Linked DNA regions of Homo sapiens: region 1 is linked to region 2. The links are chromatin loops, found by intact Hi-C in ENCODE. Cell type or tissue: breast epithelium. All regions are shown on one strand. Links, peaks and the distances in the headings refer to the core of each region. The heading gives the core; the rest is flanking DNA. Region 1 holds the start of SMTNL1 (smoothelin like 1). Region 2 holds the start of SERPING1 (serpin family G member 1).

The links. Hi-C counts contacts between places; a loop is a spot of excess contacts. Peaks named below come from ENCODE experiments on the same cell type or tissue, not always from the same donor. Only the 100,000 strongest peaks of a DNase experiment are listed, where the experiment ranks them.
Region 1: it touches region 2 in a loop (16-fold over the local background); 2 of 110 quality-filtered maps call a loop at or near these places.

Annotation. Positions count from the first base shown.
Region 1 is chr11:57,534,197-57,545,474 of GRCh38, forward strand. SMTNL1 (smoothelin like 1) reads left to right here and starts at 3,399. Exons shown (of 8, transcript NM_001105565.3): 1 at 3,399-3,446; 2 at 8,445-9,178; 3 at 9,428-9,560; 4 at 9,673-9,724. The coding sequence starts at 8,447. RefSeq lists an enhancer at 9,207-10,097. In breast epithelium, for the core only: no CTCF peak of the experiment used is centred there; no DNase peak of the experiment used is centred there.
Region 2 is chr11:57,594,001-57,605,278 of GRCh38, forward strand. It overlaps SERPING1 (serpin family G member 1), which reads left to right and starts at 3,685. Exons shown (of 8, transcript NM_000062.3): 1 at 3,685-3,722; 2 at 4,249-4,321; 3 at 5,879-6,377; 4 at 8,035-8,169. The coding sequence starts at 4,271. In breast epithelium, for the core only: no CTCF peak of the experiment used is centred there; DNase peaks (open chromatin) are centred at 3,651, 4,161 and 4,549; H3K4me3 peaks cover 3,485 bases; H3K27ac peaks cover 4,810 bases.

The sequences.
Region 1 (11,278 bases), core at 1,355-9,354, 61 kb before region 2:
CCTCCTGTCTTGGCCTCTCAAAGTGCTGGGATTACAGGCATGAGCCACCCCATGCCCAGATGGAATATTTAAAACATACAGAAAAGCAGAGAGAACAGGACATTGAGCTTCCATATATTCATCACCAGGACTTAGGAATTGTTAACATTTGTCCATATTTTCTTCATCTATTTTTATCTCTAACAGATAAAGCCCTTTTATTTATTTATTTTTTCCTTGAGACAGGGTCTCTGTCGCTCAGCCTGGAGTGCAGAGACCCAATCATAGCTCACTGTTAGCTTAAACTCCTGGGCTCAAGCAATCCTCCCATCTCAGCCTCCTGAATAGCTAGGACTACAGGCGCAAGCCACCATGCCTGAGTGGTTTTTAAAATTTTTTGTAGAGATAGGGTCTTGCTATGTTGTCCAGGCTGGTTTCAAACTCCTGGCCTCAAGCGATCCTCCTGCCTCAGCCTCCCAAAGCACTGGCATTACAGGCATGAGTCACTGCACTGGGCCCTGCTTAACAAAAAAAATTTTTTTAAACGGAGTCTCGCTCTGTCACCAGACTGGAGGATAGTGGCACGATCTCCGCTCACTACAGCCTCTGCCTCCCAGGTTCAAGGGATTCTCCTGACTCAGCCTCCCAAGTAGCTGGGACTACAGGCGCATGCCACCACACCCAGCTAATTTTTGTGTTTTTAGTAGAGATGGGGTTTCACCATGTTGGCCAGGATGGTCTCAGTCTCCTGACCTCATGATCCACCTGCCTTGGCCTCCCAAAGTGCTTTATACACCGCGCCCGGCCAACAAATTTTTAAGTGCACAAAATAGTATTGTTAACTATATGTACCATATTGTACACAGATTTCTAGAACTTATTCATCTTGCATAACTGAAATTGTATACCCATTGAACAGCAACTCTCCATCTCCCCAGCTGCTCAGCCTCTGGAAAACCATTGCTCTTATTGATGATGATGCTATTGTTATTATGATTATTTACTATGAGACTGTGTCTTTCCTCTATGTGGAGACCTACAGGTAGGAATCTCCAATGGTCCCAGTTGAATTGCTTCTTGTAGAAGACAGTTTAGATAGCCTCAGACTTTGAAGATATCCTTAGACTCCAGATATGTCATCCAAAGCTACTGATCTCTGTCAACACCATGCTGAAACTCTGGCTCCTCATTCTACCCTGCATTCTACCCCTTCCCAACCTTGCAAAGGTGAGTTGTATATTTGTCATTCATCGTGGGTCAGTATTGTCCTCTTGGGTGGGACCCCAGCCCCAGAAGAAGAGATGCAGAGTTTTCATCTAGAATCACTTCAAGTGGGCCCTGACCACTCATGAGAGGTGCAGAGAATACAAAAACAGAGGTTTCCTGTAACCTCCCTTGTGATGAAATGGCTTACGTCATTCTATTCACTTGAAGAAAAAGCTGGCCCTGGCTTAATCACTGTCTGCACTATTACTGTTTCCCATCACTTCTTCTTACCTCCATGGCTGATACTGTGGTCCAAGCCACCACCATCCTGCACCAGGGTCACTGAGTTTGTCTCCTGACTGCTCTCCCCACTTCTATCCATGCTTCTTCACTTTATTCTCAAAACAGCATCCATCCAGAGTATATCTGCCCAAGATTGGCGAGTTTTTCCACATCTCTCTCTGGCTTGCTGGTTTTTTGTTTAAATTCATTTCTCTTATCCTACTGTCATTAGATATTGAAAAGAGCAAAATACTCTGGGCATGGTGGCTCATGCCTATAATCCCAGCCGGGTTTCAAGTATTACTAGAGCCGGCTGGCAACCATTAATATTGGACTATTTCATGACTAGTACCCAAACCTAGATGCACAGAAAGATCTCTCTTTCAGATCATCCCGGGCAAGACCTCCAAGTTCCTGTCATATTTCTGTTAATTAATTAGTTATTTCATTCAGTATGTATTTATCAAGTACCTAATATGAGCCAGGCAATTCTGCTGGGATCTAGGCATACAGCCATGAGTATGGTAGATAAAATCCCTGCCCTCATGGAGCTTAAAGCCTAGTGAGAGAGTCAGATAATAAGGAAATGAATAAGGTAATTTTAGATTTAGTATTATGAGGACAATAAAAACTGCTGAAATGAGGGAGAGGAATTGAAGGTCATGGAAAACCTCTCTGAGGGAATGAAATTTCAGCTAAGTCCAGAAGAATGAGAGGGAGGCAGTCTTACAAAGAGTAGAAGGAAAAACCAGTCCTGAGTCTGAAAAGGGATGGATTTATTTAAGGAATAGGAAGGAGGCCAGTGTGGCCCAGTGGTGGGGCTTGGGGTAGGAGGACTGGGGGGGATCCCAAGCTTCGTGGGAGTGTCCTCTGCACCCATTCTCCAAAAGTAGTGCCTTTCTTAGATTGTAAAACACACAGAGAAAGTGAAGACTTTTTTTTGAGATGGAGTCTCTGTCACCCAAGCTGGAGTGCAGTGACTTGCTGCAACCTCTGCCTCCCAGGTTCAAGCAGTTCTCGTGCCTCAGCCTCCCAAGTAGCTGAGATTACAGGCATGCGCCACCAAGCCCGGCCAATTTTTGTATTTGTAGTAGAGACAGGGTTTCACCCTGTTGACCATGCTGTTCTTGAACTCCTGGCTTCAAGCAATCCACCCGCCTCGGCTGCCCAAAGTGCTGGGATTACAGGCATGAGCCACCATGCCCAGGCTTGTTTTGTTTTTTTCTTAGCAAAATGTCAGTTCAGTATAAAAATGTGTTCAGAGCCTACTGTGTACCTGTCACTTCAGCTCAAAATAGAACTCAGGAGTTTTGTATTTTCCAGGCTCCGTCCAGTGATCCGTCAGCTTGTCCCATCACTTTTGCCCTCTCTGCCCCTCCCCCTCCAAATCTCTCAGTCAACTGTGAGCCCCAAGACACATCCCCTGTGTTGGCAGCTGCCCTACTCGCCCCCTCCTTAGCCCAGCCTTAAGCAGCTGCTTTTGTCTGAGGACGAGGGAAAGGGGCTATGTAAGGAACGTGGCGGGGTGGGTGTGAAGGGAGCACAAGAGGCCTCGCCTGGGCTCTGGATGAGCAGTGGAGGCCAGGGCCATGCTCTAAATGAGTCCTGAAGATGGTTGTCAAGGTCCCTAGGGTTAGGAGAGTCCACTGGGGAGAAAGATGACCACAGGACGGATGCTGCCAGGCTCAGGGCGGAAGGGACGTGCCGTGATTGAAAGGTGCCACCTGTCAGATCTTCCACGGGAAATCCGAGCCTCCCAGTCTAGGGTAAAGTGTTGTACCAACAGGCCAGTAAACAATGCTCTTCAGGCAGCCCAAGACTCTTGAAGTGGGGGTGGGGTGGAAGAGGGAGAGGAAGGGGGGAGGCGGGACCAAAGAGCTGGGGGCTAGAGGCCACTGGGGCTTAAAGGCAGCCTGGGAGTGAGGCCACTCAGCTGGAGCAAAGAGACAGCTCCCAAGCCACAGGCAGAAGCCCCACAGGTAGGAGAAGCCCTGGCACCCTTTCTAAGGGTCCCTCCCCATCTGCCAATTCTCACTCCCACTGTCCAAGGGCCAGAGCCTCCCAGGAGGGCCCCCCATTTGGAGAAATCCAGGCTCCTTTCTAATTCTCTCCACCACAATGTCTACTCTCTTTAGATGCCTGGGGTCTCAGCCCTGCACCAGAGCACCTACAGAGCAGACTGCAAGTGGCCATCCACGAGGAGGCCACAGAGCAGGGGAGGGGACCTTGGGAGTCTCAAGAGTCAAACTGGGTTGGGGGGTAGACTGTCTAAGCCAAGCCTGTCCAGCCCACAGGCTACCTGTGGCCCAGGATGGCTTTGAATGTAGCCCAACATGAATTCATAAACTTTCTTAAAACATTATGAGATTTTTTTTTTTTTTGCAATTTTTGTTTTAGCTCATCCACTATCGTTAGTGTTAACGTATTTTACATGTGGCCCAAGACACTTCTACTTCTACCAGTGTGGCTCAAGGAAGCCAAAAGATTGGATACCCCTAGTCTAAGCAATTGAGGTCGGCCTCTCCAAGGGAGGGCCCCTGGCTGAGTGGGGAAGGTGGAAGCCTTAGGACAACCAGATGACAGATGAGGCTGCAGTGGGTGGCAGACGCACCACAGAACATCCAGTGTTTATACTACTGGGAGTTTGGATCTTGGGCTCCTGGGTCCCTTTCCTCCTGGTCTGCCAGAAGAAACAGGAAGAGAGAGGGAGGGGAGATATCTGCAGTGCTGCTTTGGACACAAAACAGGGATGGTTTGGAGACTTCCTGGGGAAGGAAGGAGGAAGGAAAGGAGAGAATAAGAAAGGAAGGTGGGGGCAGAGAAACTTTCATGAAGGGCCTACTGTGCACCTAGAAGAAAGAGGGAGGAACTCCTCGGCTGAATCTGACTGCCCTTCCCAACTGGTGGGGTGCCCCCACTCTGGGCCAGGGCCTTTGTAGGGACACTGGGCTGCGGAGCTAGTGGGAGCATATATTTGATGTGAGCTCTGGAGTGGAAGTTGGGATACTTGGATTCTAGATAGAGAGCCAGGCCACTTGTCCTATAACTTTAGTCAAGGGACTTCAACTCCCTGAGCCTGAAATCCCCATTGGCTCCCTAATGGGGCCAATAACCTATTCTGAAGGGTCGGAGCAAGAAATGACCAAGAGAAAGCAGGGCCTCCGCAGCATAAGCTGTAAACTGCTGTAGGGCTGTGAATGCTGGGGGTGGGTGGTGGCGTCCTGGTTTCTCAGCATTCTGAGCATCTTCACTCCTTTTCTATTTGTGACAAGCCTGGAGGGTGGAAAGCTGAGGTGATAAACACGCAGGATAGCCGAGGTGTGTGTCCGTGTGCGTGCACCTACCCTTCCCCTCCACCACCCTAAGTATGCAGCGTGTAGGCAGAAGGAAAGATGGTTAGAGCGGCCAGTCTCAGTGGCTCATACCTATAAACTCAGCACTTTAGGAGGCCGAGGCAGGAGGTTCACTTGAGGCCAAGAGTTTGAGACCAGCCTGGGAAACATAGCGAGACCCCATCTCTATAAAAAAAATAAAAAACAAAAAATTAGCCAGGTGTGATGGTGCACATCTGTGGTCACAGCTCCTCAGGAGGCTGAGGTGGGAAGATCCGTTGAGTCCAGGAGGTAGAGGTCACAGTGAGCTATGATTGAGCCACTGCACTCCAGCCTGGGCAACAGAGTAAGACCCTGTCTCTTAAAAATAAAAGATGACTGGAGCACTCAGCTATGTCTTAGCCAAATAGTGTCATACTTTGAGGTATAAAAAGGGCTTGTTATCATCCTACTGGCATTCAGTTCTCTCTGCCTTGACTCACTGATAAATGCCCTCAAGGCTGGGTCAGGACCTTGCCCTGGCACAGGGCTGGGCACAGCCAACCCACATCATACGAGCTGATGGGTGCTGAGTACTCATTCATGCCAAGCATGCCTCTGAATCCTGTTTTGTTTTGTTTTTTTAAGAGCTGAGGTCTCACTTTGTTGCCCAGGCTGGAGTGTAGTGGCTATTCATAGGCATCATTATAGTGCACTGCTTGACCTCCTGGCCTCAGGTGATCCTCCTGCCTCAGCCTCTTGAGTGGCTGGGACCACAGGCATGTGCCGCCACGTCTGGCTCCAGATATTTTCTAAGCATGGGCTTTCTTAATCCTCCACCATCCCTATGGGATGGGACCTATTGTTGTCTGCAGAAATCAAAACACAGAGAGGATGGATAGCTTGCTCAAGGTTAACACAATTAGTAACCCATGGGAGCTGAGATCCCATCACAGGAAGACACCAGAATCAATGATTTTCACTGCTAGTCCATGTCACCTTCCAAACAAGAGCAGAGAGAAAGAGGGGAAGGGATTGTGTTAGACCAGCATTTGCCATGCTTTCTTCTGCTGCTAGAGAGAGTGGTAGATGCTCCTCAGGGAAAATCAAAGCAAAAAGAAAAGAAAACAAAGGGAGGAAAAAAAAAAGTCATGGTCAAATAGGTTTGGAAAAAAGTGAGTTAAATGAAGTTTAAGCAAGGTTTAGGTTTCTTGACTATCTGGTTTCTAAAATCTATTTAAATGCTAATGAAGTTATATATCTGTTTTTGTTTTGTTTTGTTTTGTTTAATTTTATTTTCCTTACTATAGAGACAGAATTTAATATGTTGCCTAGGCTGGTCTTGAACTCTTGGGCCGAAGTAATCCTCCCACCTAGGCTTCCCAAAATGCTAAGATTATAGGCATGAGCCACTGCGCCTGGCTGAAACTGTATATCTCTAAGAGGGTAAAGAGTAGGCTTTTTTGTGGAGCAACCTTAGCCAGAGAATATCCTTTCTCCCAACCCCACAGAAAACCCTATCCATGTCACGGGAGACCCTAGTTTTCCACAGAACACAATGTGGAGAACCTGATCCAGATGAACCCCATCATTGTCAGTTGAAACTGAGGCCCAGAGAGGGAAAACTACTTGCTCAGGTCTCAGTGGGGACTGGAAGATGCAGGTCACAGCCAGCTCCACAACTTCACACCTCCCGGCATCTCTGCTGATGTGCGTCCATCCCCCTGGCTCATCTTCCCTCTTTTTTTTTTTTTGAGACGGAGTCTCGCTTTGTTGCCCAGGCTGGAGTGCAGTGACGCGATCTCGGCTCACTGCAACCTCCACCTCCCGGGTTCAAGCAATTCTCCTGCCTCAGCCTCCCAAGTAGCTGGGATTACAGGCGTCTGCCACCACACCCAGCTAATTTTTGTATTTGTAGTAGAGATGGGGTTTCACCATATTGGCCAGGCTGGTCTTGAACTCCTGACCTTGTGATCTGCCCGCTACGGGCTCCCAAAGTGCTGGGATTACAGGTGTGATCCACCATGCCCGGCGTCATCTTCCCTCTTACTTTAAGACATTGCTGGAGCCGCTGAACCAGGAAGGGGCTCTAGCAGGAATCAGAGGACAGTGTGAGCATCTTTACAAATCCCAGCCTACTTTTAGGAAATAGTGAGGGCATCGAATTCAGGAACCCCAGGACTCTGGGTAAGACCCCAGTGGGTGGTGGGAAAAAAGCCCTATCCCTGTCTTCTTGCCTCCTGTCCTCTGCCCAATTACCCAGGTGCCCTCGGTACTATCACTGAGAAAGATGGTACTGCCAAGGGCAGGGGGTATTTTTAGTGTGTGACAGGAGTGTCCACTTTTCTTACTGCCTGAGTCATGCCCTGAGCCCTATTTGGGGATTGTTTTCTTTGTAACTACACCCCCCAAAAAGGGCAGGAGCATGAAGGAGCTAACCCGGGGCCCCCACACACCTGTTTTTGTAGATCCTCCAGTATATACAGTACTTAAATAGGAAACTCCGAGTTAAGATGTCATAATCTACCCCCATGCTCCCGGGGGCAGTTGGAGAGTCAGATTGCTCAGCAGAGGCCAGGGAGAGTACGGCTCCATTCTTCACTCAAGGAAACGCTTCCTTGCCCAGGCCCACCTTTTCCAAAAACCACAGGCTGGTAGAGCTGGCAAAGCTCCAGAGACCAGTTGGCCCTGGGGTTCCCAAATTTCAGCCATTTTTATACACCACCTCTATAATTTTGCTACATCTGCACTGCCTATATTCCAGTTTCCTGAATTACTTCCTTTGAATCAACTTATTTTTAAGTTCAGTAAATGTATTTTTAAAAGACACTGTATCACTGTTGGAAATGGAAACTCAGTATCACTTACCAGAGATAGAAAGTAACTGTAAAAATAAATACAATGGAAACAAAATGGTGTTATTCAATTCTATCTAGATACTTCTGCTTGCCTAGGCTCTCAGGGGAGAGTAGCAATTGTTCCATAGGTGTTCTAGGATGCCAGTATAAAACTGTGACCAGGCACTGCTCATGCCTGCAATCCCAGAACCTTGGGAGGCCGAGGCAGGTGGATTGCTTGAGCTCAGGAGTTTGAGACCAGCCTGGGCAACATGGCAAAACCCCATCTCTACAAAAAAAAAACACACACACACACACACACACACACACACAAAAATTAGCCAGGTGTGGTGGTAAGCACCTGTAGTCCCAGCTACTCAGGAGGCTGAGGTTGGAGGATCACCTGACCCCAGGAGGCAGAGGTTGCAGTGACCTGAGATTGTGCTCCTGCACTCCAGCCTGGATGACAGAGCGAGACCTTGTCTCAAAAAATAAATAATACAATAAAATTGTGACCACCTCAGTGGCTTAATCAAAAAGAGGCAACATGACTGAAAAGGCATTATGTGATTCAATGTTCTTTAAAGCCAAAGCCAGAACCTACCGAGGGGCATCAGGTGAACACCATCCAACGTCATGTCAATGTAGCCCAACCATCCCAGCTTTGGGGAAGCACTTCTCTCTCCTTCGTGATTGGGCCCCATGTCCAAGTAGGAGCCAAGACTGAACCACGGACTTCCTGACTCCCAGGCCAGAGCTCTCTGAGGGTGGGGTCTTCACCTCATGCTGGGCTGGGGCATGACCAGGTCTGCTTGTCTTCTCTTTCCAGAGATGGAGCAGAAGGAAGGGAAGCTCTCTGAGGATGGGACCACCGTCTCCCCAGCTGCGGACAACCCTGAGATGTCAGGAGGTGGAGCCCCTGCAGAGGAGACCAAAGGCACAGCTGGAAAGGCCATCAATGAGGGGCCTCCCACTGAGTCAGGAAAGCAGGAAAAGGCACCAGCCGAGGACGGCATGTCAGCAGAACTCCAGGGGGAAGCAAATGGATTAGATGAGGTCAAAGTGGAATCTCAGAGGGAGGCTGGTGGGAAAGAGGATGCTGAGGCTGAACTTAAAAAGGAGGATGGTGAGAAGGAAGAGACCACTGTGGGTTCTCAGGAGATGACTGGCAGGAAAGAAGAGACCAAATCTGAACCCAAAGAGGCTGAGGAAAAGGAGAGCACGCTGGCCTCTGAGAAGCAGAAGGCTGAGGAGAAAGAGGCCAAACCTGAATCTGGGCAGAAAGCCGATGCCAATGACAGAGACAAGCCTGAACCTAAGGCAACAGTTGAGGAGGAGGACGCCAAGACAGCCTCTCAGGAGGAGACAGGCCAGAGGAAAGAGTGCAGCACTGAACCCAAGGAGAAGGCTACTGATGAAGAGGCCAAGGCTGAATCGCAGAAGGCTGTTGTGGAGGATGAGGCTAAGGCTGAACCCAAGGAGCCCGATGGGAAAGAGGAGGCCAAACATGGTGCAAAAGAGGAGGCTGATGCAAAAGAGGAGGCGGAGGATGCAGAGGAGGCAGTGAGTGAGGCAGGAAAGGAGCAAGGAGGCTCTGTCGTCTCCTGCTTCTGGAAGCAAGCCCCCTCTGCTTCAGTCAGTTGGGAAAGTCCAGTTTTCCTCCTGATGATTTCCAGAGCCCAGGGTGGGGGAGGGGGGACAAGGAGTGCAGCACCGTAGTCCCAGGCTGCCTTTCAGAACTTTCTGAAGTCCTCATGAAGCCAGGGCAGGTGCTGTGTGACCATGAGCTCACGCAGATCATGCTCATTCCAGGAGCCAGGCAGTCCCAGCGAAGAGCAGGAGCAGGACGTGGAAAAAGAGCCAGAGGGAGGGGCAGGGGTGATTCCCAGCTCCCCAGAGGAGTGGCCTGAGAGCCCCACTGGGGAGGGGCACAACCTCAGCACAGGTGAGTGAGAGCCCAGAGCCCATGGGATGCTGCAGAGGCCACCTGGGGGAGGGGCGCAAGAAGCATGCCATGGATAGCCCCAGCTTCCCTCCCTCCTTTCACTTTCCTCCAGATGGGCTGGGTCCAGACTGTGTAGCTTCCGGACAGACCAGTCCTTCAGCCAGGTAATGTCAAACTCTGGGGCTCCAGCTCCAATTCCCCCTACCTCCTGCTTCCCTCAGCGTCCACCATCAACTCAGTCTGGGTTCCCCCAGCACCTGATTTCAAGATATTCGAGGATTCCTGGCATTCAGCTTCCTATCCCAGGGCAGAGCCCAGGAAACAAAAGAAGCCAGAGGCATGGTCGGCTGCAGTGGCTCACGCCTGTAATCCCGGCACTCTTGGAGGCTGAGGTGGGTGGATTACCTGAGGTCATGAGTTCGAGACCAGCCTGGCCAACATGGTGAAACCCTGTCTCTACCAAAAATACAAAAATTAGCTGAGCGTGGTGGTGGGCACCTGTAATCCCATCTACTCGGGAGGCTGAGGCAGGATAATTACTTGAACCCAGGAGGTGGAGGTTGCAGTGAGCCGAGATTGCGCCATTGCACTGCAGCCTGGGCGACAGAGCAAGACTCCCTCTCAAAACAACAACAACAGCAACAACAAAAAACCAGAGGCAGAAAGGAGCACGAAGGATACCTGGTCCACTTCCCATGCCATGGCTGAAGTCTGCCCTGTGGCATCCCTGACACTTCACAGGAGCTCCTTATCTTTCAGCTGAACATGTTTCCATGGTGCCAGTCATCCAAAAAGCATGATCAGAAAGCCCGAGTTGGGACAATGGTTCTGCCATGTACCAGCTGTGTGACCTTGGCCATGTCACTGAACCTCTTCTCATCTGTGAAGTGGGCATAGCAATTGTATCTACCTCGTAGGATTATTCTCAGGCTTCAATGAGTAACAAGTGCAAAGCACTTTAGCCCAGTGCCTGGTCCCTGGCAGGTGCTGGATAAAATAAGAGGCTTATGCTTGCCATTGCACAACTTCAGTCATTAGAAGGATTATCTGGAGCTGAAATCTGCCTCCTTGTCCTCCCCCCATTTTTTTTTTTTTTTTGAGATGGAGTCTTGATCTGTCGCCCAGGCTGGAGTGCAATAGTGCGATCTCAGGTCACTGCAACCTCTGCCTCCCGGGTTCAAGCGATTCTCCTGCCTCAGCCTTCCAAGTAGCTGGGATTATATGTGCGCGCCACCACGCCTGGCTAATTTTTGTATTTTTACTAGAGGCAGGGTTTCACCATGTTGGCCAGGCTGGTTTTGAACTCCTGACCTCAGGTGATCCACCCACCTTGGCCTCCCAAAGTGCTGGGATTACAGGCATGAGCCACTGTGCCCGGCCTCCTTGTCCCTTTCTTAGGGAAAGATAACCAGTGAATAGTCACCCAGCAGGCACAGCTGGATGCTTTACATTCACCTTCTTACATAGGGCAGGTAGGTATTCTTGTCCTCATTTTACAGATGAGGAAGCTAAGGCTCAAACAATGTGACAGTCCCAAGATCACACAGCAAATAAGAGGCAAAGCCATGCCAAGCGCAGTGGCTCACACCTATAATCCCAGCACTTTGGGAGGCTGAGGCGGGTAGATCACTTGAGGTCAGGTGTTTGAGACCAGCCTGGCCAACATGGTGCAATCCCATCTCTACTAATAATACAAAAATTAGCTGGGTGTGGTGGCG
Region 2 (11,278 bases), core at 2,776-10,775:
AACTGCTTTTTAATCTGCATGTAATGGAAAGTGGGTATAAATATGACTGCAAAACTGCCCTGAGCTACTGCTACTCTCTGCCTACAGAGTACCCCTCCTTTGCAGGAGCAGTCACTGAGCTGTAACACTGCCTCTTCAAAAAAACTGTTTTCTTCTACCTCCGGCTTGCCCTTGAATTCTTTCCTGGGCAAAGCTAAGAACGCTTACCAGCTAAGCCCCACTTTGGGGCTCACCTGCCCTGCATCAAGACCATTACCTTTGGGGTTATCATTATCATCTCATTCACATCTCTACCAGACAAAAACCCTTTGCATCTTATCCATTTTTGACAGGTCAACATCTGACATTACAGACTCTGAGCCCTAATCTAGAAAAATAAGAAAGAGAAAATTCTATTCCTCTAGAATAGCATTTCTCAACCAAGATTCCAAAGAAAGGACTGAGCCCTAATTTGCCCAGCGCATTATTTGTTGATAATCAATCAACTTCTCTCCTCTGAAACTAGAGTGGTGCTAGTTGTGTACTATCTGTGGGAGAGTTGAGAAAATAGTCCCTCCAACCATTTTCTGTGTCCCAAGAACGGAGTGACCCTGATTTCTCAGAATTCTTTTGCCCTGTTTCCAAGTTTTGGATAATTTTTCTTTTTTTCTTTTCTTTTCTTTTTTTTTGAGACAGTCTCACTCTGTTGCCCAGGCTGGAGTGCAGTGGCGCAATCTCGGCCCACTGCAACCTCCACCTCCTGGGTTCAAGCAATCCCCCCACCTCAGCCTCCCAAGTAGCTGGTACTACAGTCGTGCACCAGCATGCCTGGCTAATTTTTGTATTTTTAGTAGAGATGGGGTTTTGCTATGTTGGCCAGGTTGACCTCGAACTCCTGACCTCAAGTGATCTGCCCACCTCAGCCTCCCAAAGTGCTGGATTACAGGCATGAGCCACCATGCCCAGCCGAAAAATTTCTCTTAAGAAGGAAAACTAAAGGTGTTTAGTTTTTCACACTCTATAATGTGAGAGAGTTCAGCTACAGCAACTTGTACCTTCAGTATTAGAGGACTCAACTAGGAAAAAACCTGATAAAAATGCTCTGAGTACAGGAAGAGCTTTAGTGAGAACTTGTACCTCATTCAACATCAGGAAATTCACAGGCGAGAGAAGCCATGTGCACCTACAACATGAGGGAAGAGGGATTCTGTGGGTTCAACTCTCCTCAGTCACCAGAAGGAAAGGTCCTTGTTACAGAGAAATCCTAGACCTGCTCCCAGTGGGAAGAGAACTGAATTCACAACCTTACACTGATTGAATATCTCAACATCCACACTAGGGAGAAATTCCGCAAACATCCTGATTAAGTCAGTTTCAGCTCCAGCTTCAGCAGGCAGGGGAGACTTCACAAAGCAGACATCATTTAAATGTGCAGAGTGCAGGAATGGCTTTGGCCAGAGAGCTATTATAGATGGCTGAAGGAGGTAGACCCACAAGCTGGGAAAACCTCTCCACTGGGGCTTTTTCACCCTGGAACTTTGGCCCACAAAGCATCGTACTCTTGCAGCTGTACCCAGAATATTCCCTTTGCTGTCTGCTTCAGGTTAGCCCCTGGTGTGTGTCAATAATTTGTAAGGGTTAATAAAGAACTGTTGGGTCAAACAGACCTGGTCCACATCCTGGCTCTGTCACTTACTGGCTTTGTGATATTAGGTAGATCAATTAATTTCTCTGAGCCTCATTTTAACTTGTTTAAGATGGGATTAATATAGCACCTACTTCATAGGTGATGAGAATTAGTGAGAGGATGAATGTAAATGCATGGTGAGCACTCAGTGAATTAGGTTGCTTTCCACCACCTTCTTTTCCTTTGGCTGACCCATTTCCCAGAATCCACAAGCTCATAGTCCCTTTGAGCCCACCAGCTTGAGCACTGGGGATGGAGAAACGTTGTTTTGTGTGCAGCTGTTCAAACGATGGCTCTGATGTTATATAACTTTCCCATGGTTTAGGAGGTTCCCAAGTGGCTTCAGAGAATAAAGCACAAAGCTGGGGAAGACTCTTTCTGGGTCTTGTCCAAGGACCCCCGAGGAGACACACAAATATTCTCCTGTTTCTGTCCTTGGTCAGTCCCTTAGAGTAGCAGTTCTGGTGCTAGCAGCAAACTTTCCTGAATGCTCCAAACACAGCCAGAGGATAGGCCTGCAGTGAGATGACGATAGAACATGATAGCTATATTAGGTCATCAGAGACAACCTGTTTGTTTTGCAGATGAGGCAGAGTTATCAGATTTAGCAAAAATACAAAATGCCAATTATATTTGAATTTCAGATACACAACAATGACAACAAAATTTATTTTACCATAAGTATATTCCAATGTAAGCATTTTTACCATAAGTATATCCCAATGTAAGTTTTTTTTTTTTTTTTTAGAGACAGCAAGTGTCTTACTCTGTTGCCCAGGCTGGAGTGCAGTGGCATGATCAATGCTAACTGCAGCCTTGAACTCCTGGGCTCAAGGGATCCTCCTGCCTCAGTCTCCTAAAAGGCTGGGATTACAGGTATGAACCCCCAGGCCTGCCTACTTCGTGTGTTTTATCTGGCAATGCTGAGAGGACAGCTAGATGTCGAGGACAGCCAGATTTCGAGGACAGCCAGACGTCAAGGGGGAAAGCAACTTGCTGGCTCACACAGCCAGCCAGGTCTATTGTGGAGCCCTAGTCGCAAACACATACACCCCAGCTTTCAAGTTTTTAAATATTTATTTAGTTAGTTATTTGTTTTTTGAGACAGTCTTGCTCTGTCACCCAGGCTGGAGTGCAGTGGTGCAATTTCAGCTCACTGCAACCTCTGCCTCCCAGATTCAAGTGATTGTGCCTCAGCCTCCCTAGTAGCTGGGACTACATGTGCGCGCCTGCACTGCCCAGCTAATTTTTGTACTTTTAGCGGAAACGGGGTTTCCCCATATTGGCCAGAGTGGTCTCAAACTCCTGACCTCAAGTGATCCACCCACCTCGGCCTCCCAAAGTGCTGGGATTACAGGCGTGAGCCACCGTGCCCGGCTAGCTTTTTTTTTTTTTTTTTTTTTAATTAGGTTGAATGCTTGTTGAGCTGGGTGCCTCACATCCGTTGTCTGTTATACAAAGAACTACTGATTATGGGTCTCTACGAGCAAAAATGGCAGAACACCTACAGGGCACAGGGGAGATGGGAGCAGGGATTAGGCTTCAGAATACTTCTCCAAATGAGGGTGATCAGGGCCCGACATTTCACTGCTCTAAGGCTCAGTATCTTAACTATCAAATGGGTACAATGGGGCACAAAGGGTTACTTTGAGGAATAACGGAGGTGAGCAATTTCCAAAAAGTTCATTCCTTTAAAAACTGCGGAGCACATTTTGTGTACATGCTGTTTTTATTGTTACTCATGAAGACGCGGGGGAAGCTTTGGTTGTGTAAAGCTGAGAACTGCACCCAAGCTTCCCCGTTCACCCCACCTACCAGGGGATTTGGGCTAAATTCCTGGCCTGGCCCACAAAGAAGACCAAGCGGTCAGTCCCATTCCGTCCCATCCTGATTTACAGGAACTCACACCAGCGATCAATCTTCCTTAATTTGTAACTGGGCAGTGTCCCGGGCCAGCCAATAGCTAAGACTGCCCCCCCCGCACCCCACCCTCCCTGACCCTGGGGGACTCTCTACTCAGTCTGCACTGGAGCTGCCTGGTGACCAGAAGTTTGGAGTAGGTTTGGTGCTGGGCAGGGGTGGGGAGTAGGGTGGAAAGCATGGAGTGAAGAGGTCTAGGGAGGGGGTCTCCTCACCCCCGCCTTCCTGCCCGCCTTGATCTCGGGGGTCTCTATAGGCTTGCTTCCACCTGGGACTTCTGCCTCCTCCTACCCCAGCCCCTCCCGCCTCAGGCCTGTTGTGCTCAGCCCCCCAGGACCTCCCCTCCCCCACGCCTCTGGCCTCATTGTTTGGTTAAAGCAGGACCCCCTCCCCCTCCCACCACCTCCCCTCCGACTGAACAGATGGACAGAGACCCGGGCCCACGGGGAGAGGAAGGGCCAGCCGGTGCCGGGAAAGGGAAGCGGTTTGGGGAAAACAAAACAGAGGGAGGAGCCAGGGAGAAGGTGGCCCCAGGAGGGAGGAGGAGGGAATTCGCTAAGAGGGACTGGGGCCTGAGACGGAATGGGGGCGGGCCCCGGGCGGGGTGGGGGCCCCTGGGCTCCCAGGGTGGGAGCTGGCTCCGAGGCTGGCTGGCTCCGCAGGTCCGCTGACGTCGCCGCCCAGATGGCCTCCAGGCTGACCCTGCTGACCCTCCTGCTGCTGCTGCTGGCTGGGGTATGTGGTCCCTTGTGGGATGGGGGACGGGGGTGGAGACGGGAGGCGGGATGGTGCGGGGTGCGGGCGGTGGCTGAGGATTAACCCTTCAGGCTCCGGGGAATGAGGAGAGCTCCTCTTGGGATCATTGAGTGTGATCCTTGCACACGCACTCGTAGATGGTGGAAAGAGCTCAGGACTCAGACAGATGCAAGTTCTAATCTTGGCGGGCCATGTAGGAGCTGCGCAGCGTGGTCCTGAGGACGTCACTTTTCTCAGCCTACTCCTCCTGATTTATAAAATGTTGAATAAACAGATCCCACCCTGTCCACCAAGCAGGCTTGGCAGGAGGATCACATAGGGCAAGGAGATGGGAAGCATTTTGTGATATCAAAGCAAGAGTTTGTTGTAGAAAAGAGCTGTGGGGAGGAGAGGTTTGGCTGCTGTGACACAGACGGTGGTCCCAGGCTAGGGCCTGTGAAGACAGGGAAGAATGGTAGCAAACATACGTGGGTCTGGGTGGGGGTCAATAGCAGTGAGAGGTCCCAGTGGTCTGGGAGGTCATGGACTAGAAATAAGGCTAAGAAGTGCAGGATCCCAGGAGAAAGGTAGGTAGGGGTGTGTGTATGTGCGTGTGTGTGTGTGTGCACGCGCAAGTTGGTATCACATACTCAGCAGATGATGTAGTTATGAGCAGGGAGTTTGGAATCAGAGACCTTGTTTTGACCCCTAGCTGTTTCTCCCATTTCTGTGAGACCCTGGACTAGTTAATATGTGTCGGTATGAGTTTCTCTACCTGTGAAATGGAGCTAATGCGTGGTTTCTCAGTGGAGGATCTGTTGACATTGGGGCTGGATAATTCATTGCTGAGGGGCTACCCTGCGCATTTTAGGATGTTTTGCAGTATATCTCTAGCCTCTACGCACTAGATTCCGGTAGCATCTTCCCTGCTGTCTCCCTGTGACAACCAAAAATGTCTCTGGACATTGCCAAATATCCCCTGGGAGTCAAAATTGTTTCAGAGCCGCTGGCCTATACTACTTCTCTCTCCCTCCCTTCCTGCCTCCCTTCTTTCCTCCTTCCCTTTCTTCGTTCCCTTCCTAATGTGTACTGTTTTTCCACACCCACTAATGGGTTGCAACCCACAGTTTAAAAATTTACTGTTCTAAATCAAGGAGCACAAGTTCAAATGTCTGTACTAGCCAAGCAAGTGAGTCAAACAGGTAGATATTTACAGGAAATTGCAAGAACATAGATAAATGACAACACTCAGCTTCACTGTTTGGAAAACAACTTCCTACAGGGCAGTAATTGGTCAGAGATTACAGAGTCCCTGACTATCCCTCATCTTCTGCAGAGCACATTCCTGTGCACCCCCACCCTCACCCTGTATTGCCCCTTCTCTGAGGAATTAGTGGTGGTGGTTCTAAGACAGATTGCTCATCTGCCGCACTGTCAGAAATTACTCTCTTGTACAGGACATTTTCCACATCCACACCTTCTCTTCCTGCTTTGAGTATTTTAGAGGACTGTGCCTCGTAGTAAGAAAAAAATGAAACTCAGTTTCTTGAACCACAGGATAGAGCCTCCTCAAATCCAAATGCTACCAGCTCCAGCTCCCAGGATCCAGAGAGTTTGCAAGACAGAGGCGAAGGGAAGGTCGCAACAACAGTTATCTCCAAGATGCTATTCGTTGAACCCATCCTGGAGGTTTCCAGCTTGCCGACAACCAACTCAACAACCAATTCAGCCACCAAAATAACAGCTAATACCACTGATGAACCCACCACACAACCCACCACAGAGCCCACCACCCAACCCACCATCCAACCCACCCAACCAACTACCCAGCTCCCAACAGATTCTCCTACCCAGCCCACTACTGGGTCCTTCTGCCCAGGACCTGTTACTCTCTGCTCTGACTTGGAGAGTCATTCAACAGAGGCCGTGTTGGGGGATGCTTTGGTAGATTTCTCCCTGAAGCTCTACCACGCCTTCTCAGCAATGAAGAAGGTGGAGACCAACATGGCCTTTTCCCCATTCAGCATCGCCAGCCTCCTTACCCAGGTCCTGCTCGGTAAGACCCTGCTTGAATTCTCTCCAGGTCATTTGTTGGACACTCCCATAAGAGTCACCAATCCAGACACTTACAAAGCCATGCCTCTGGGAAGAAGCTGTAAAAATGGGCTATTATATATTGGGGGTGGGGTAGAGGGATGTATCTTTTCATTCTTGAACATTCCATCATTTCACAGTGATGTAATAGGCACGATTGCTTGTAAAACTCTGTGACTATACAAGAACATATAAAATAAGGTCGCAGCCACTAACCATGTTTCATGGCAAGGAGAGGTGATAAGAAAGATGAAATTAGGCGCAGTGGCTCACGCCTGTAATCCCAGCACTTTGGGAGGCCAAGGCGGGTGGATCACCTGAGGTCAGGAGTTCAAGACCAGCCTGGCCAACATGGTGAAACCCTGTCTCTACTAAAAATACAAAAATTATCAGGGAGTGGTGGTGCATGCCTGTAATCCCAGCTACTTGGGCAGCTGAGGCAGGAGAATCGCTTGAACCCAGGAGGTGGAGGTTGCAGTGAGCCGAGACCGCACCATTGCACTACAGTCTGGGTGACAGAGCGAGACTCTGTCTCAAAAAAAAAAAAAAATTATCAGAGATAGACCTAGAGTAGATGTGGTTAGTACTGCCTTCTAGCTCTGTGACCTTGGGCAGATCACTTTAACCTCTCTGAGCCTTGAGTCCTCTTGTGTAAAATAGTGATGATGCTATCTACCTCAAAAGATTAAGAAGCAGAAAGCCAGGCCGGATGCGGTGGTTCACACCTGTAATCCCAGCATTTTAGGAGGCCGAGGCGGGCAGATCACGAGGTCAGGAGTTCGAGACCAGCCTGACTAACATGGTGAAACCCCGTCTCTACTAAAAATAAAAAGAAATTAGCTAGGCATGGTGGTGCACACCTGTAACCCCAGCTACTCAGGAGGCTGAGGCAGGAGAATCACTTGAACACGGGAGGCAGAGGTTGCAGTGAGCCGAAATCATGCCACTGCACTCCAGCCTGGGAAGACTGAGCAAGACTCTGTCTCAAAAAAAAAAAAGAAGCAGCCTAGTGTCTGACTTAGTGGGAGGTCAAAAAAATGTAAATCCTCTGCCATCTTGAGGGATTACTGTCAAGTCCCATTTGGTAATTACCCTAGGAATGGCACAAACAAATTACTACAAGCAGTGGGGACAGAGCTATTACTCCCCAGAGAGAATTCTAAAAAGGCTACAGAATCTTTCTTGGCTGGGCACGGTGACTCACACCTATAATCCTGGCACTTTGGGAGGCCAAGGCAGGAGTTCAAGACCAGCCTGGCCAACATGTTGAAACCCCATCTCTACTAAAAATGCAAAAATTAGCCAGGCATAGTGATGCATGCTTATTGTCCCAGCTACTTGGGAGGCAGAGGTGGGAGGATTGCTTGAACCTGGAGATTCAAGTGAGCTGAGATTGCACCACTGCATTCCAGCCTGGGCAACAAAGCAAGACTCTGTCTCAAAAAAAAAAAAAAAAAAAAAAAAAAGAGAGATTGAGAGAACACTTCCAGCTCAGATGATCTGTGATCCCCTCCAAAGCAGGGAATACCCTCCATTCCAGCCTGGTCCCCAACCCTCATTCCCAAGGAAGGCCCCCGACTCATCCTGCAAGTATCTTTCATCTCTGCCCTTTGTTGCAGGGGCTGGGGAGAACACCAAAACAAACCTGGAGAGCATCCTCTCTTACCCCAAGGACTTCACCTGTGTCCACCAGGCCCTGAAGGGCTTCACGACCAAAGGTGTCACCTCAGTCTCTCAGATCTTCCACAGCCCAGGTGAGTGCCCAGGAATGGGCAGTGTCTGCAGAGGAGGGTCCTGAGAGGACTCTGAAGGGGGACCCAGCGCTGGGGAAAGAAAGGACAGAGGGAATGTTGGAGCTACAGTATCAGGGATGGACTGCAGAGCAGGTGAAGACCTTGGCAGGAGCATTAGGTCACTCCAGGAACTAGACTGTTCTTCTAATGAGACCTTAGACAAGTCTCTGGCATTCATCAACTGCTTTAGAATAAAAATAACCGGGCAGGTACAGTAAAATAGTGATGATGCTATCTACCTCAAAAGATTAAGAAGCAGAAAGCCAGGCTGGGCGTGGTGGCTCACACCTGTAATCCCAGCACTTTGGGAGGCCGAGGCAGGTGGATCACGAGGTCAGGGGTTCGAGACCAGCCTGACCAACATGGTGAAACCCTGTCTCTACTAAAAATACAAAAATTAGCTGGGCATGGTGGCGGGCACCTGTAATCCCAGCTATTCAGGAGGCTGAGGCAGGAGAATTGCTTGAACCTGGGAGGCGGAGGTTGCAGTGAGCCGAGATGACGCCACTGCACTCCAGCCTGGGCGACAGAGCAAGACTCCGTCTCAAAAAAAAAAACAAAAACAAAACAAAAACAAAAAAAAAAACAAAGAAGGAGAAAGCCGGGCCGGGCATGGTGGCTCTCATCTGTAAGTTCAAGGAGTTGAAGGTATGCTAGGACTTTGGGAGGCCAAGGCCTTCAAGACCAGCCTGGGCAGCATGGCGAAACCTGTCTCCATTAAAAAAAAAAAAGTTGGGGGTACGGCTGGGCATGGTGGCTCACACCTGTAATCCCAGCACTTTGGGAGGCTGAGGTGGGTGGAACACCTGAGGTCAGGAGTTCAAGACCAGCCTGGCCAACATGGCAAAACCCTGTCTCTATTAAAAACACAAAAATTAGCCTGGCATGGTGGCAGGCGCCTATAATCCCAACTACTCAGGAGGCTGAGGCAGGAGAATCGCTTGAACCCAAGAGAGTGAAGGTTGCAGTGAGCTGAGATCATGCCACTTCACTCCAGCCTGAGTGAAACAGCAAAACTCTGTCTCAAAAAAAAAAAAAGGAAGAAAGAAAAAAGGCCAGGCGCGGTGACTCACGCCTGTAATCGCAACACTTTGGCAGGCCGAGGCAGGCGATTCACAAGGTCAGGAGTTCGAGACCAGTCTGGCTAACTAACATAGTGAAACTCCGTCTCTACTGAAAATACAAGAAATTACCCTGGCATGGTGGTGTGCACCTGTAATCCCAGCTACTCAGGAGGCTGAGGCAGGAGAATCGCTTGAACCTGGGAGGCAGAGGCTGCAGTGAGCCGAGATCGCGCCACTGCACTCCAGCCTGGATGACAGAGCAAGACTCTGTCTCAAAAAAAAAAGGCCGGGCGCGGTGGCTCATGCCTGTAATCCCAGCACTTTGGGAGGCTGAGGCGGGCGGACCACGAGGTCAGAAGATCAAGACCATCCTGGCTAACAAGATGAAACCCTGTCTCTGCCAAAAAAATACAAAACTTAGCCGGGCATGGTGGCAGGCGCCTGTGGTCCCAACTACTTGGGAGGCTGAGGCAGGAGAATGGCATGAACCCGGGAGGCGGAGCTTGCAGTGAGCCGAGATTGCGCCACTGCACTCCAGCCTGGGCAACAGAGCGAGACACCATCTCAAAAAAAAAAAAAAAAAATGGGGCGGGCGGGCCAGGCGCGGTGTCTCACACCTGTAATCCCAGCACTTTGGGAGGCTGAGGTGGGCGGATCACTTGAGGTCAGGAGTTCAAGACCAGCCTGGCCAACACCAGGAAACCCTGTCTCTGTTAAAAATACAAAAATTAGCCAGGTGTGGTGGCACGCGCCTGTAGTCCCAGCAGGAGAATAACTTCAACCTGGGAGACAGAGGTTGCAGTCAGCTGAGATCGCACCACTGCATTCCAGCCTGGGTGACAGACCGAGACTCTGTCTCAAAAAAAAAAAAAAAAAGAAGAATACCCATATGCATTCATTAATATATAGGGCTAGAGGGCTAGAGAGCTATAGACATAAAATAGACAAAAAATTTTTTTGCTCATTTTTGGGTCAAAGGAGTCTTGGGACTCTAATTCTTTTAATTTTTGTGTTATGTGAATTTGTTATCATTTACATGTATTATGTTATTAAGTAGGTAATAATGATAATACTAATAATAAACTTACAAAACGATCCAATGTAGTTGTTTTCAGACTTTGTTCCTCGGAGCCCTAGGACTTTGCAAAGCTGTTTCTGGAGTCATGGTGGGAGTGGGGTGTGGGGAGCCTGAGCAGTGGGGAAGGGTTCACCACTTCCTGTGAGAGGGAAACGGACCAGCTGGGCTCTGAGCTCCCCACCCAGCCTCAGCCAGGGTCCATTTTATATTGTGGGCTTCAGACATGCCTTTGTTTGAAAGCAGTTCTGCTGCTTTAAAATGTTTGATAACCATTGAACTAATCTACCCACCTCCCTTTTTAAAAAAAAAAGGAAAACTTTTTTTTAAGCTGTTTTTTTTGTTTTTTGTTTTTTTTTAAACTGTAAAAACAATACTTAGGTCTGGCTCAGTGTGCCTGTAATTCCAACACTGAGAGGCTGAGGTAGGAGGATTGCTTGAGGCTAGAATTTCGAGACTAGCCTCTGGGCAACATAGACAGACCTCATCTCTACAAAAAATTTTAAAAATTATCCGGGTGTGGTACGTGTCTGTAGTTCCAGCTATGAAGGACTGAGACGGGAGGATTGCTTGAGCCAAGGAATTCGAAGTTAGAGTGAGCTATGTTTATGCCTCTGTACTCTAGGTTGGGTAACAGAGTAGGACCCTGTCTCTAAAAAAAAAAAAATTTAATTTAAATTTTAAAAACTCACCTATCACCCCATCATCTGAAAAACACCCTCTTTCAGATGTGGGAAAAACATGGCTCAGAGGTGTTCAAGAAATGTTGCATTTATTTATTACTTACAAAGCTGTAAGTCAGCTTTATCCGCTGTCTTGCTAGGTTGGTGAAAAATACGTAACAGCATTCAATATTAGGGCTTCTATCCCCATCTAGCTGCACACTGGAGCTGTGCCAAGCAAGGTTCTTGGTCTTATGTTGTACTTAGGC